Regions from separate parts of the Homo sapiens genome. Here region 2 is linked to region 1. Evidence: read pairs that join two places in POLR2A ChIA-PET (ENCODE). Cell type or tissue: B cell. All regions are shown on one strand. Links, peaks and the distances in the headings refer to the core of each region. The heading gives the core; the rest is flanking DNA.

What was found. Peaks named below come from ENCODE experiments on the same cell type or tissue, not always from the same donor. Only the 100,000 strongest peaks of a DNase experiment are listed, where the experiment ranks them.
Region 2: POLR2A ChIA-PET joins it to region 1 with 7 read pairs; 8 of 35 experiments call an interaction of 5 or more read pairs at or near these places.

What each region holds. Positions count from the first base shown.
Region 1 is chr10:74,181,228-74,184,146 of GRCh38, reverse strand. The region is part of intron 1 of ADK (adenosine kinase); the gene reads right to left. Among named protein-coding and RNA genes, the nearest start is that of ADK, 31 kb to the right of the region's middle. In B cell, for the core only: no CTCF peak of the experiment used is centred there; no DNase peak of the experiment used is centred there; H3K27ac peaks cover 674 bases.
Region 2 is chr10:74,121,738-74,124,656 of GRCh38, reverse strand. AP3M1 (adaptor related protein complex 3 subunit mu 1) reads left to right here. Exons shown (of 9, transcript NM_012095.6): 8 at 133-277; 9 at 747-2,919. The coding sequence ends at 847. Among named protein-coding and RNA genes, the nearest start is that of AP3M1, 28 kb to the left of the region's middle. In B cell, for the core only: no CTCF peak of the experiment used is centred there; no DNase peak of the experiment used is centred there; H3K27ac peaks cover 691 bases.

The sequences.
Region 1 (2,919 bases), core at 130-2,629:
CAGGAGTTCAAGACCAGCCTTGCCAACATTGTGAAACCCCGTCTCTACTAAAAATACAAAAATTGGCAGGGCGTGGTGGTGGGCACCTGTAATCCCAGCTACTCGGGAGGCTGAGGCAGGGAGAATTGCTTGAATCCGGGAGGCGGAGGTTGCGGTGAGCTGAGATTGTGCCACTGCACTCCAGCCTGGGTGACAGAGCGAGACTCTGTCTCGAATAAAATAAAAATAAAATAAAATAATCTCAGACCAGAATGCCAGCTAAAAAAGTAAAAAGTAAAAAATAAAAATGTTTATTTATGTTTTATCACAGTATTTTATTTTATTAGTAGTATATTTCATGGCCAGGCGTGGTGGCTTGTGCCTATAATCCCAGCACTTTGGGAGGCCGAGGTGGGTGGGTAAGCTGAGGCTGGGTTCGAGACCAGCCTGACCAACATGGAGAAACCCCATCTCTACTAAAAATGCAAAATCAGCCAGGTGTGGTGGCACACGCTTGTAATCCCAGCTACTAGGGAGGCTGTGTCAGGTGAATTGCTTGAACCTGGGAAGTGGAGGTTGCGGTGAGCCAAGATGGCGCCACTGCACTCCAGCCTGGGCAGCAAGAGCAAAACTCCATCTCAAAAAAAAAAAAATAGTATATTTCATTACAGGATCAAGGGATCCTCCTGACTCAGCTTCTGAAGTAGCTGGGACTACAGGCACAATACCATCATACCCTGCAAATTTTCGTATTTTTTGTAGAGACGGGGTTTTATCATATTGCCCAGGCTGGCCTTGAACTCCTGGCCTCAAAGTGATCCTCCCACCTCGGCCTCCCGGAGTGCTGAGATTATAGGCATGTGCCACCGTGCCCAGCAACAGTATTTTTTAAATAACAATTTAAAACCAAGGATGTGGCTGGGCACAGCGGCTCATGCCTGTAATCCCAGCATTTTGGGAGGCCCAGCACTTTGTGAGGTCAAAGCAGGTGGATCACTTGAGCTCAGGAGTTCAAAGCCAGCCTGGACAATATGGTTAAACCCCATCTCTACAAAAAATACAAAGGTGGGACTACAGGACTACAGGTGGGACTGTAGGGACTACAAGTGGGACTACTCCCAGCTGCTCAGGAGGCTGAGGTGGTAGGATCACTTAAGCCCAGAGGTTGACGTTGCAGTGAACTGTGTTCATGCCACCACACTCCAGCAAGGGCAACAGGGCAAGACCGTGCCTCAAAAAATAAAAATAATAAAATAAAACCAAGGAGGTATGAAGAGGTAGGGAGACGTGACTGTTAACCAATATTGCAGGAAAGGGTTAACATTCAAACAGTCTAGAAAATCACTTTGGTTCAAGTTTTATCTTTGACAGTTCTGCTTAACGTAGCAATATTGTGGCTGGAAAGATTTGGAGTTAGAAAACCTTGTACGCTTTTTTCAAACAAAGGTGACCTATTCATAAATAGGAGCATTAACAGCTGACAACGTTGCACATAAAAGATTCCTGGCCGGCACGGTAGCTCATGCCTGTGAGCACTTTGGGAGGCCAAGGCAGGAGAATCACCTGAGGTCAGAAGTTCGAGGCCAGCCTGACCAATACGATGAAACCCCATCTCTACTAAAAATACAAAAATTAGCCGGGCATGGTGGCATGTGCCTGTAATTCCAGCTACTCAGGAGGCTGAGAGAGGATAATTGCTTGAACCCGGGAGGCGGAGGTTGCAGTGAGCAGATATTGTGCCATTGCACTCCAGCCTGGGCAATAAGAGTATAACTGTGTCTCAAAAATAAATAAATAAATAAATAAATAAATAAATAAAAAGATTTCTGTTTTACTTCTTCAAAATATTCCATAAATGAAACAATTTTAGTTTAAAAGCTCACTTACCTCTCTAAAAACATCCCACAGCATAAAAAAAATTGTGCAGTAATGTGAATTTACAATTCGTATTTTAAAAACACAGGTAAAAATGAGTTTGAAAACTTTAAGGCTCTAAAGAAACCAACTCAACAAAGACAGTTTCAATCTTAGCCAGATTTTAGTCTCCATATGAATGTTCTGAGTGGCTTGGCAGATTCTATTGGACATACCTCAAAAAGTTTCGAGTGTTAGAAGGAAAATACCCCACGACCCCACCCACTGCCCACATAAATTTTCCAATGTAGGCTTAACCCACAAAAGTGGGTTCCAGAATCATCATGTAGGGCACAGTGATGTCCAGAGTCCCAGAATAGTTTTAGACCAAACCTGACCTATCTGGGCAGACCAAAGAATAGGGCTCATTAGCTCTACAACAAATATTCCCCAACTCCATTTCCTAGTCTTCCCTGGCGCAAACCCAAGCTGTAAGCGATGCCCAAAACCAGACTAGACACTGATGTTAGGAAAACAAGGCAATATTCAGAGGGGAATTTTGAAATAGTGTTGCTCAGTGAAAAATACATAAATTAGGAGTCAGAAGGTCTAAATTCTATCTTAGGCTCTACCACTAGGTCTAAGTAGGACATTTCACTTTACTTTGGACACAAGATCCAGTATAGAAAAGGAAAAAAAGTAAAATGCTAAGATCCTCTTTGAATCCTGACATTCTGCATCTTCCTCTGTCTCCTGAACTTAACTCAGGCGCCAACTTAACTATTGGGCCAATTTAAAATGACAAAAGCATCAATTTATCAAATATGTTCTATCATTTCCCAAATGAAGACCAGTAGGAATCTGATATACATAACAAAGGATATAAGTTGTTCCCCAAGGATATCTGGTTTCAGAGGCTGTAAATTTAGACTCTTAATCAGTAATTAAGTAGAATAGAATACAAATGATGAAATACTAACTCCAGCCAAATTCAAAGATCTTAAGTTAAAAAAAAAGAAAAGTTTTCATTTAAAATTATTATTTAGGAATTCCTAAAGAGACCCCCCCCAAAAAAAAATCATTATT
Region 2 (2,919 bases), core at 103-2,602, 59 kb after region 1:
ATGCCAGATCTCTTGTTTTCAAGAGACTGCACTTCAGTTTGTACAGAAGTTTATGATATCTTTGAACTTTGTTTTTGAGGGTTTGTCTTTAATAAATGGTTCTATTTGTTTTTCATTTTTTGTCTTTTTAAGGTACTAACATGGGATGTGGGAAAAATTACTCCACAAAAGCTCCCAAGTCTTAAAGGACTGGTAAATTTACAGTCTGGAGCCCCCAAACCAGAAGAGAATCCGAGCCTCAACATACAGTTTAAGATCCAGCAGCTTGCTATTTCAGGTAAGGATAAGGTTGACTTGTAGTTAAGGGTAATTGAGTTTTGCAAGCTCATTTATTAGGCATTTAGAAGAGTAACAAAAGTTTCCTTCTCTAGAAAGAGCAGTAGCCCATTTGCCTTTTATACTGTGCTTGGTGGGGCAGTCTCACAGGCACCGACCAAATGATTTTTCAGAGCACCTTATTTCAAACAGCTTCCCCTCACCTCCGCCCTCATTTAAGCACCAAAAAGAGAGTTATTCATATTCACAGAAAGTAGAATTATACTTCACAGACATTCCCTGCCTGTGTGGGAATCTTAACCAAAACCATACCATCAAAGTGCAATAATTTGTAAATGATAGAAGAGACATTTCTTCCAAATGGTGGAAGGGACACTGGTTAATGTCAGATTTACCATATAGCGCTCATTGCTAACATTATATTGGTTGGGATGATGATAATTTATTCTTTTTCATTCTTTTTGATACAGGCTTAAAAGTAAACCGTTTGGACATGTATGGGGAGAAATATAAGCCATTTAAAGGAGTCAAATACGTCACGAAAGCTGGAAAGTTCCAAGTGAGGACATGAGAAGAGGCCAAAATTCCTCAGGACCAGTTTGTTTTCCAAGTGTCATTACGATGTATCACTATTAGGTACCAAGTGAGTGGGAATACATATTCTAGTTAAAGCATTTGTGTCTAGCTACACACCGCTAACAAAGTTACTTAGTTATCAATGTAGGATTCTTAAGGAGCTTTAAGCTAAGGAAACCTTTTAGTGACTTAGCTTATTTTGTATCTTTTCACTTAGGAAGATTTTGGAGGTGATTTTTTTCCATAGGAGGATACCATCTGGCGGCTGCACATTGTAACAGTAAAGGCAGAAAGCTGTAGTGATAACCTCTCTCCTAAAAGAGTTAACTGGTCTCATCCAGCAGAAGCTATCTTAAATCTGTGATGTGTCAGGTGCAGCCAAATATCACACCTTCTGATCTTAGCCATCCCAAACCAGTATCTGTCCCGAGAGGAAATTCCCCCCACCCCCAGAAGTTTACAGAAAACTGCCTCTTCAAGTGTTTGCCTTATTCAGCTTTTCACTTGTGCCATTAAGCAAGCACTGTAGCAAAAGCCACTTCCACATGGCCCTGGCAGGGAGCACTGCTGCTCCATGCTCCATTCTCACTGTACTTGGTATTGTATTTTTTATAAATAAGATTTTTATGTAAAGCTTAGAATTTGATTTACAGGGACCTTGCTGCAGTAAATACCATCTCAATTTTGTGCCACTGGTTCAGCTGTTAGCACAGTAAAAAAATCATTTGTATCAAAGGGGCAAATGCTTTATTAAGGTAGTAAAAGGGAACATTACTTCTGCTTTTAGGAAGTTACTGCAAGCACAAGCATTTGTGCTTTTAAGCAAATTAAAGTAGTAAAAGAAAAACTTAAGTGAAACCTTTGCCATCTTCATGTTTTATAATATAAAGCTTACCCAACACCAGTTAAGCCATGGTTAACCTAAATGCCTCATGCCCCAGTTCAGCAAAAGGAGGAAAATGTGCCTGCCTCACAGTCATCAGTCTTTTTAAATCTTTTTTGTTGTTGTTCTTAAGGGTTTGAATTTGTCTGCATTCCTTGTCTTTAGGGGAAATTCCCTTTTCATATTGTGTGCTTCCCAAAGCTATAGTCATAGATTTCTTCCAGAAACTATTGTCATAATTGTCACTGGAGTGCTTAAATATACGTACTATACTGACAAAATACATGGAAGTGAGTTATAATGAGGCAGAAACAAAATCCTCGGTAACATTGATGATACTCTACCGATCACCGTGGTTTTGGAAAGTCAGTCAACAGTTGTATTATTGCACTCAATTTCATTGTGACATTTTATTTAACTTCTTCATCTTGGTGGTCCTTGCCCAGTTATTTTGCCTCATTAGACATCAAGAAATGGAGAAAGACTGAAAGTTAATATCTTAAGTGCTTGTTCTTCATGTTTCCTTCTTGTTATTTATGCTATTCTCTTTGTGGCTCCATTCTTCTTTCAATCTTCTCAGCTTATAACCGTCTTTCCCTTATGCTAAGGATAGCCCTTACACTCATCCCATCTATGCTGTCAAGGGCTGCTGGTTGGTGCTGGTACAAGGAGCCCACTCAGCAGTTTTCTTACCTTTGCCTGCCCTGCCTTTCATGGAATAAGAAAGGCAACGTTTTGCAGCTTCCAAATTTCTGAAGAAACTAATCTCAGATTGGCAGTTAAAGTCAAAATGTTGCCAAATATTTATTCCTTTTGCCTAAGTTTGGCTACCCGGTTCAATTGCTTTTTATTTTTAATGTCTTGACTCTTCAGAGTTCGTACCTCAAAAGAACAATGAGAACATTTGCTTTGCTTTCTGCTGAATCCCTAATCTCAACAATCTATACCTGGACTGTCCAGTTCTCCTCCTGTGCTATCTTCTCTTCTATCCAAGTAGAATGTACGCCAGGAGCTCCTTCCCTCTAGCAATTTCTACTAAAATGTCCAAGTAGAATGTTTCCTTTTACAATCAAATTACTGTATTTATTAATTTGCTAGAATCCAGTAAATCATTTTGGTAGCTCTGGCTGTGCTATCAATAAAAAGATGAAAGCAACAAGTTGATTTTTTTTAGGTCTACTATT